2 separate regions of the Homo sapiens genome follow, and region 2 is linked to region 1. A link is a loop called in an ENCODE intact Hi-C map of the cell type or tissue named here. Cell type or tissue: dorsolateral prefrontal cortex. All regions are shown on one strand. Links, peaks and the distances in the headings refer to the core of each region. The heading gives the core; the rest is flanking DNA. Region 1 overlaps CTTNBP2 (cortactin binding protein 2). Region 2 overlaps CTTNBP2 (cortactin binding protein 2).

The links. Peaks named below come from ENCODE experiments on the same cell type or tissue, not always from the same donor. Only the 100,000 strongest peaks of a DNase experiment are listed, where the experiment ranks them.
Region 2: a loop joins it to region 1, with 2.6 times the contacts of the local background. A loop is called at or near these places in 5 of 110 quality-filtered maps.

Annotation. Positions count from the first base shown.
Region 1 is chr7:117,807,107-117,809,916 of GRCh38, reverse strand. All of the region lies in intron 3 of CTTNBP2 (cortactin binding protein 2), which reads left to right. Among named protein-coding and RNA genes, the nearest start is that of CTTNBP2, 65 kb to the left of the region's middle. RefSeq lists an enhancer at 1-3. In dorsolateral prefrontal cortex, for the core only: no CTCF peak of the experiment used is centred there; a DNase peak (open chromatin) is centred at 1,420; H3K4me3 peaks cover 1,178 bases; H3K27ac peaks cover 1,798 bases.
Region 2 is chr7:117,756,002-117,758,811 of GRCh38, reverse strand. It overlaps CTTNBP2 (cortactin binding protein 2), which reads left to right. Exons shown (of 23, transcript NM_033427.3): 11 at 842-937; 12 at 2,178-2,257. Among named protein-coding and RNA genes, the nearest start is that of CFTR-AS2, 110 kb to the right of the region's middle. In dorsolateral prefrontal cortex, for the core only: no CTCF peak of the experiment used is centred there; no DNase peak of the experiment used is centred there; H3K27ac peaks cover 2,346 bases.

The DNA of each region.
Region 1 (2,810 bases), core at 73-2,572:
AAATTAAAACTAATATGTTCTCTCCACCATTATTATTAAAGCATAAATTAAAATGTTTCTTTTATTTGGCCTCTTCAGAGAACTTCTGATATCTCATATGTAACACCTAGTTGATGGTTAACCTGAATGCACTATACTTATAAATATTTATGATACATATTGTCATTTCATGCGTGTCTTTTCCCTGAAATTTCATCTTTACATTAACATATAAATGTTAGTGTTCTGGTGTAGGTGCTGCATAAAAGGAAACATTTTTCTCAGTATGTTGCATGGTAGAAAACTAAAGCACTGAGTAAAAGAAAAATAGAAGGCTTTCCATAGATGTAAGGCAAAATCAGAATTTTACTCTGGACTCTACAAAGCCCTGCAGACAACCACTAAGATATGTGGAGGTTTTCAAAACTCCCCACAAACCACATACACAAGAGCCAATGAATTTCAGCTGATGTCACTGAAACTCATTTGTATTTCTTGGATGGGATACATTTCAATTATGCCTGTAATGTGTCAAATGAGTTATTTCATAATAAATTATTTCTGCTGGACTTTATATTGTGTTATAAAAAATTAAGAAAACACTTTGTTGTCATTGAATATATAAAAAACACTTTCCTAAAATTTTACTTCTGTTCTGCCTTTAACAAAACTCATTTCTCTTTTAGGAGAAAAAAAGAACACTTCTAGTTGGATCAAAGATTTTATTATCTAGCTGATTTTTTTTTTTTAAATCAACTTACATCCTGTTTGTTTCTGAATGACTGGGTCATTTCCAACCTGGCTGATAGTGAAAGGAAATTGTTTCTGTCCTATGGGTCCTGAGAGGCTAATATAAAATGAGCCAGTGGTGTGTCTCCCATGTATAATGGGAATACAGGAGTCCTTTATAGCCAACTTCATTGGCTGTGTCGTCTCAGTGAAGGGTTTCTCTGACAGGGAGTGCTACATTTTGTCCTTAAAAAATATTATATTTTAGTAGATTATAGTGTATGCGAAGAGTTATAATTTGTACTCTTACCCTGTGTCTTAAAAAGAAAATACCGTATCAGCTGATGAAAGCAGAAACACCAAAGTCATCTCTTTAACAACAAAATTACCTGTCACCTTTAGTCCTCTGAAAGCAAATATTTTAACCAAATGTCTTCAGTTCCCTCGCATGTAGAGTAAATTGCAGCTTTAGACATCTAAAAGCCATAAGGAAAAAAAATCCATTATTTTAAATGAGTTCAGTTCTTTAAATCACTGCCAGAGCAAATGTCTGGGAAAGCAAAGGCTCCATTAGCTATGATTCAAGTATTTATTATCTGACATCGGTCATATCTCTTTGGTAATTCTAAGACACTTGGCCTGAGCGCTGCTCTAGTTTGCCTCTCAAGGCAGGAGAACAGGGTCTGTGCTCATTCATGCGTTGGCTCCTGCTGCGACTACGAATAGGCGGGTTAACTGTTTGGTAATTTGTGTGCCAGGGAAATTTGGGCAAGAGTCAATTTGGCAAATGGACTGAGGCTCTGAAGCCACTTTGAATAAGCTAATGAGTAATCATCATGGGGAACTTTGCCTCCGGTAATCCACTTCCCATTTTGAGCCAGTAACCCAGGATGGAATGATATTTGGAGGTTTTTTTTTTTTAATCTTGTCTATCATCTTTTAATAGAATTTCCATTCTGATTTCTTTGAACAGTAGGGAGGAAATCTGTATATTTTCAAACATTTTCTTCGCATTCAGGAAGTATAAATTCTGGCCCTGAAGAAGGAAAGACCTTTTAATTTGATCAGAACTTTGAATCTGTGTAGCCAAAATAATAACCAGGAAATTCAGAGGGGGAACAATTCTTTTCACCAGTGAAAAAACTAAAAATAACTGTGTGTATTAGATACAGCTCCTTCTATGTGGCAGCGCAATATAAATAGGTGAGTTGCATGGCAATAGATGCCTCAGACAGGATTCTTAGTTTTGAGCTGGTGAAGCCAATGTTCATTGAGAAGGCAGAAAGGGCATTTGTTGTCTGGTTTATAGAAATAGTTGGCTTACATCGTGGTTCAGCATGGCTAGCAAAGCCTAGAGGACTAGCTCTTCCCAGCCAGCATCACAAACAAGTACCGTCTGCAGAGCTAGTCTGCAGCAGGAGATGCTTCTGCTGATGAGAAATGGATGCTGCAGCTTTCTTTTCACCCTGTTGATGCCAGACAGCACTGGTGCCCTCACTGCTCCAGATCCTGAGTGGTCCCTCCCCAGGTCCTTCTTTTTTGTATCACTCATTACCTATTTGAAGCCTAAGACAGGTGCATTTCATTAGCCAAGCTTAGACTACACAGAAGACCAGGAAAGCAACTACTGGACATATTTAGCTTCTACAGGGGAGAATCATAAAGTAGAGAATTCTCCTAACATAGGAAGGAGTTTCCAGTGCTAGACAACCGAAGAAATGGAAATGGGTCAGAAAAGAACAAAATATTTGTTTTGTTTCCTTGATTTCATATGCCCATTTCTTCTTACAATTGTACTTTATTCTGCCATTTTTATTCCATGTTCTCTACTTCATTATATATTGCTTACCACATATATAAATGTATTTTCATTTTAAATTGCTTTTTAGACTTTCATTCAGTAATACCATGGTAGAGAATCATATGTAATAAAATTGTCAGGAGAGGATTTAGGACATTTTGCACATGAAAGATTATTTAGCTCATTCCTGAGTCTTTTTTGTTGCATTGTTACATTAAAAAATGCATTTTGATTCCCCAGGAGCATTGCAGAGCCATTGTCAAGGGGGAGTTGGAGATTGAGATCTGTGGCTCTGAGTAGA
Region 2 (2,810 bases), core at 159-2,658, 51 kb after region 1:
TAGCATTTCACATCGAAAAATCGTTGAGTTTTGTGGATAAAGGACTTAGTTTAGTGCCTCGCTGTAACCACTTCATAATTGGTAATTATTAGTGTTATTATTGTGTGTATGTAAGTGAGTTTGCTGGATTCATAACCTAAGCTACATGAAAGGAACTTCAGGTCAGCAGATAAACGCAATTACAGGTGAGTGTGCATGTATATTGGAGGCATGCTGAGAATAGATACTTAAGAATTGATCTGTGGAAGGAAGAGATGAAAAAAAATACTTATTACCAATCATCCCCTAGGGAAGATACCTATGAAGTGGAACCCTTTCAGAACAAGAGTGAGCAGAGGGCCCGCAATGGGAGAAGGCCTGCCTTGTTCTGAGCACCTGAAATTATCTTTTTTTTTTTTTCCTGGAATCTAAAAATTTGCTGGAAAGAGGCTCAGGGACCAGATCATAAATGATCTCATATCTCACCCAAAGTGCTCAGGCTTTGAGAAACAAGCTTTGGAAGAACCCTGAAACAGTTTTAGATTATGGACAGCCTTGTTCTTGAGAGCTTAACCCTAGAAATATCTGAGTGGATATATTTGCTTTCTAGATCTCTCCCTGAATCCCTCCTATGGGCTGCTTTGGAGAAGTCTGTAGATTGAAAGCCTTCCTTTCAACCTTCAACAAGAATTTCATTAGGGAGCTAACCCCTTGTGTGGCCCTATATGTGTTCCGTACATGCCTTTGACAATTAAAGCTCTGAATTCCTTAGGGTTCTCACAGAAGAGAGCATATGTTTACCCTTGTGAGAAAAACCACTCATAAGCTTCCCTTGACATTTTATTTCATTTTTTGAAACTAGGAAATGTGCCGTGGTCAGTGGGTCAGAGCTTCGCGCAGTCCCCGTGGGACTTTATGAGGAAGAATAAGGCAGAGCACATCACTGTGCTTTTGTCAGGTAAGGATGTCCCTAACTAAGGTGACGTTTAAAGAGTGTTTGCTTCATGGCTGCCTCAGAGCACCAGTTCTTAAATCTTCACGTTTCATCCCATGTCTTCTAGCCACGCACATGTGAGTTCCACCACTAGGTAATTAGATGTTTTTAAAATGTTTGATTAAGGGGAGGAAAACTCAAAAGCTATGTTCTTGACACCCATGGTAATGTCTGTCTGGATCATTGATGCCTGTCATTCTGATTGCATCACTCACTGGAAGTAAACCAGAGGCCAAACTGGCATGCTGATAAGAGAGTGACAGAGACTGTGTTAAAAGAGAAATGTCTTTTTTTTTTTTTTTTTTTTTTTACTGTGCTTAATAATGCTTAATACGATGATCACGATGGTACAGGCTAATGTTTAGTGAGCACCTGCTATGTGCTAGACCCTGTTGTTTATAGCATACTATAAGTATCAAATCATTTAATTCTCATAACCCAATGAGATATGCATTTCTGCTTATCCCTATTTTATATCCAAGGAAATTGAGGCTCTGAGAGATTGATATTCTTGCCTAAGGTCATGCTGCCACTAAGTGGTATAGGAATACTCAATTTCTCAGCCCTTGATGCTAAACAGCTATGGATTTCATCATGTATTTCCCATACTTGGGAATGGAGTCTGAAAATTCAATCTTAACTAATAAAGATTTATTTTATTACTTGAACTGGACTTACTGAAGTTTAAAGAAAAGTGTGAGGCCACCCCAGAAAATTGCTTTAGGCCCAAACAATGTATTGAGAGAATGGCAGAACTTGGGGGGAGGGGTGGCGAGTATTGCCAGTGGACCTAACGGTGGCCAAGGCTAAAGCTTTCTGAGGATTGCAATGATCTATGATAACTTTTACTTATGAACTGTAAAACATCAAGCCCAGCAATCAGCAGATACTGGGCACAGTGTTTGGGCTGGGATCGGGAGGCCCTGTCTATGGTTGCTGGGAGGTAGGTGGGCATCCCAGGGGGTGGAGGAAGGAACAGCTGGGAGCTCTTGGGAGGTCAGGAGCAGTGGCAGTTTATCAGCCAGAACAAAGTGTGAGGATATTTTCACAACAGAAAGGCACATTGGTGCCTCCTGGCCAAATGTCAGCTCTGCCTACATAAGTCAACAAACACATTCATCTTCTATGATAGATTCTGTTGTGTTTTGATCGTTTATATTTAACAAGGGAACACCCATTTTTCTTCGTCTGTCCTTTCCTACAGGTCCTCAAGAAGGCTGTCTCAGTAGTGTGACTTATGCCTCCATGATCCCTCTCCAGATGATGCAGAACTACCTCAGGCTGGTAGGTGGACACTGCTGGGTGGAGACCTGTGTTTTCCATCCCTGCCACTGGAAAATTGGGTGGCCCATTTTTATGTTTAAAGGAGGAGTGCAAGCCCCCCCACCCTGTGCTCTGACACCGTTACCTTCCCCACCAGCCCCCTCCCTGGCAGGCTGCCCATTACATAGTCTGGATTTCTGTCACTGTCATCCAGGTATCTATTGCCTGGATCCAGAGACCACCTGTGACCTGTGAAATGCCATAATTTGGGCAGGAGCAGGATGTCTTCCTTTAACAAGGACTTGATGTCAAGTAAATGATGATCAATATGAAAGGGAATGGCCACAAATATCAAGATGCCTTACTATAAACTTTTATAATTTAAAATTGAGTAAAGATGCTAGCATTAGTGAGAAGGTTAATTTGGCCACTTTAACGGAAACCAAATAATTACAGCTTAAACAGGATAGAAGTTTATTTTTCTTAAACATATAAGTCCCAGCAGGTGAGAGGCCTGAGGAAGGAGAAGTGGCAGGGTGACCTCCCCAGGATCTCAGCACCCTTTCTCCCTGCT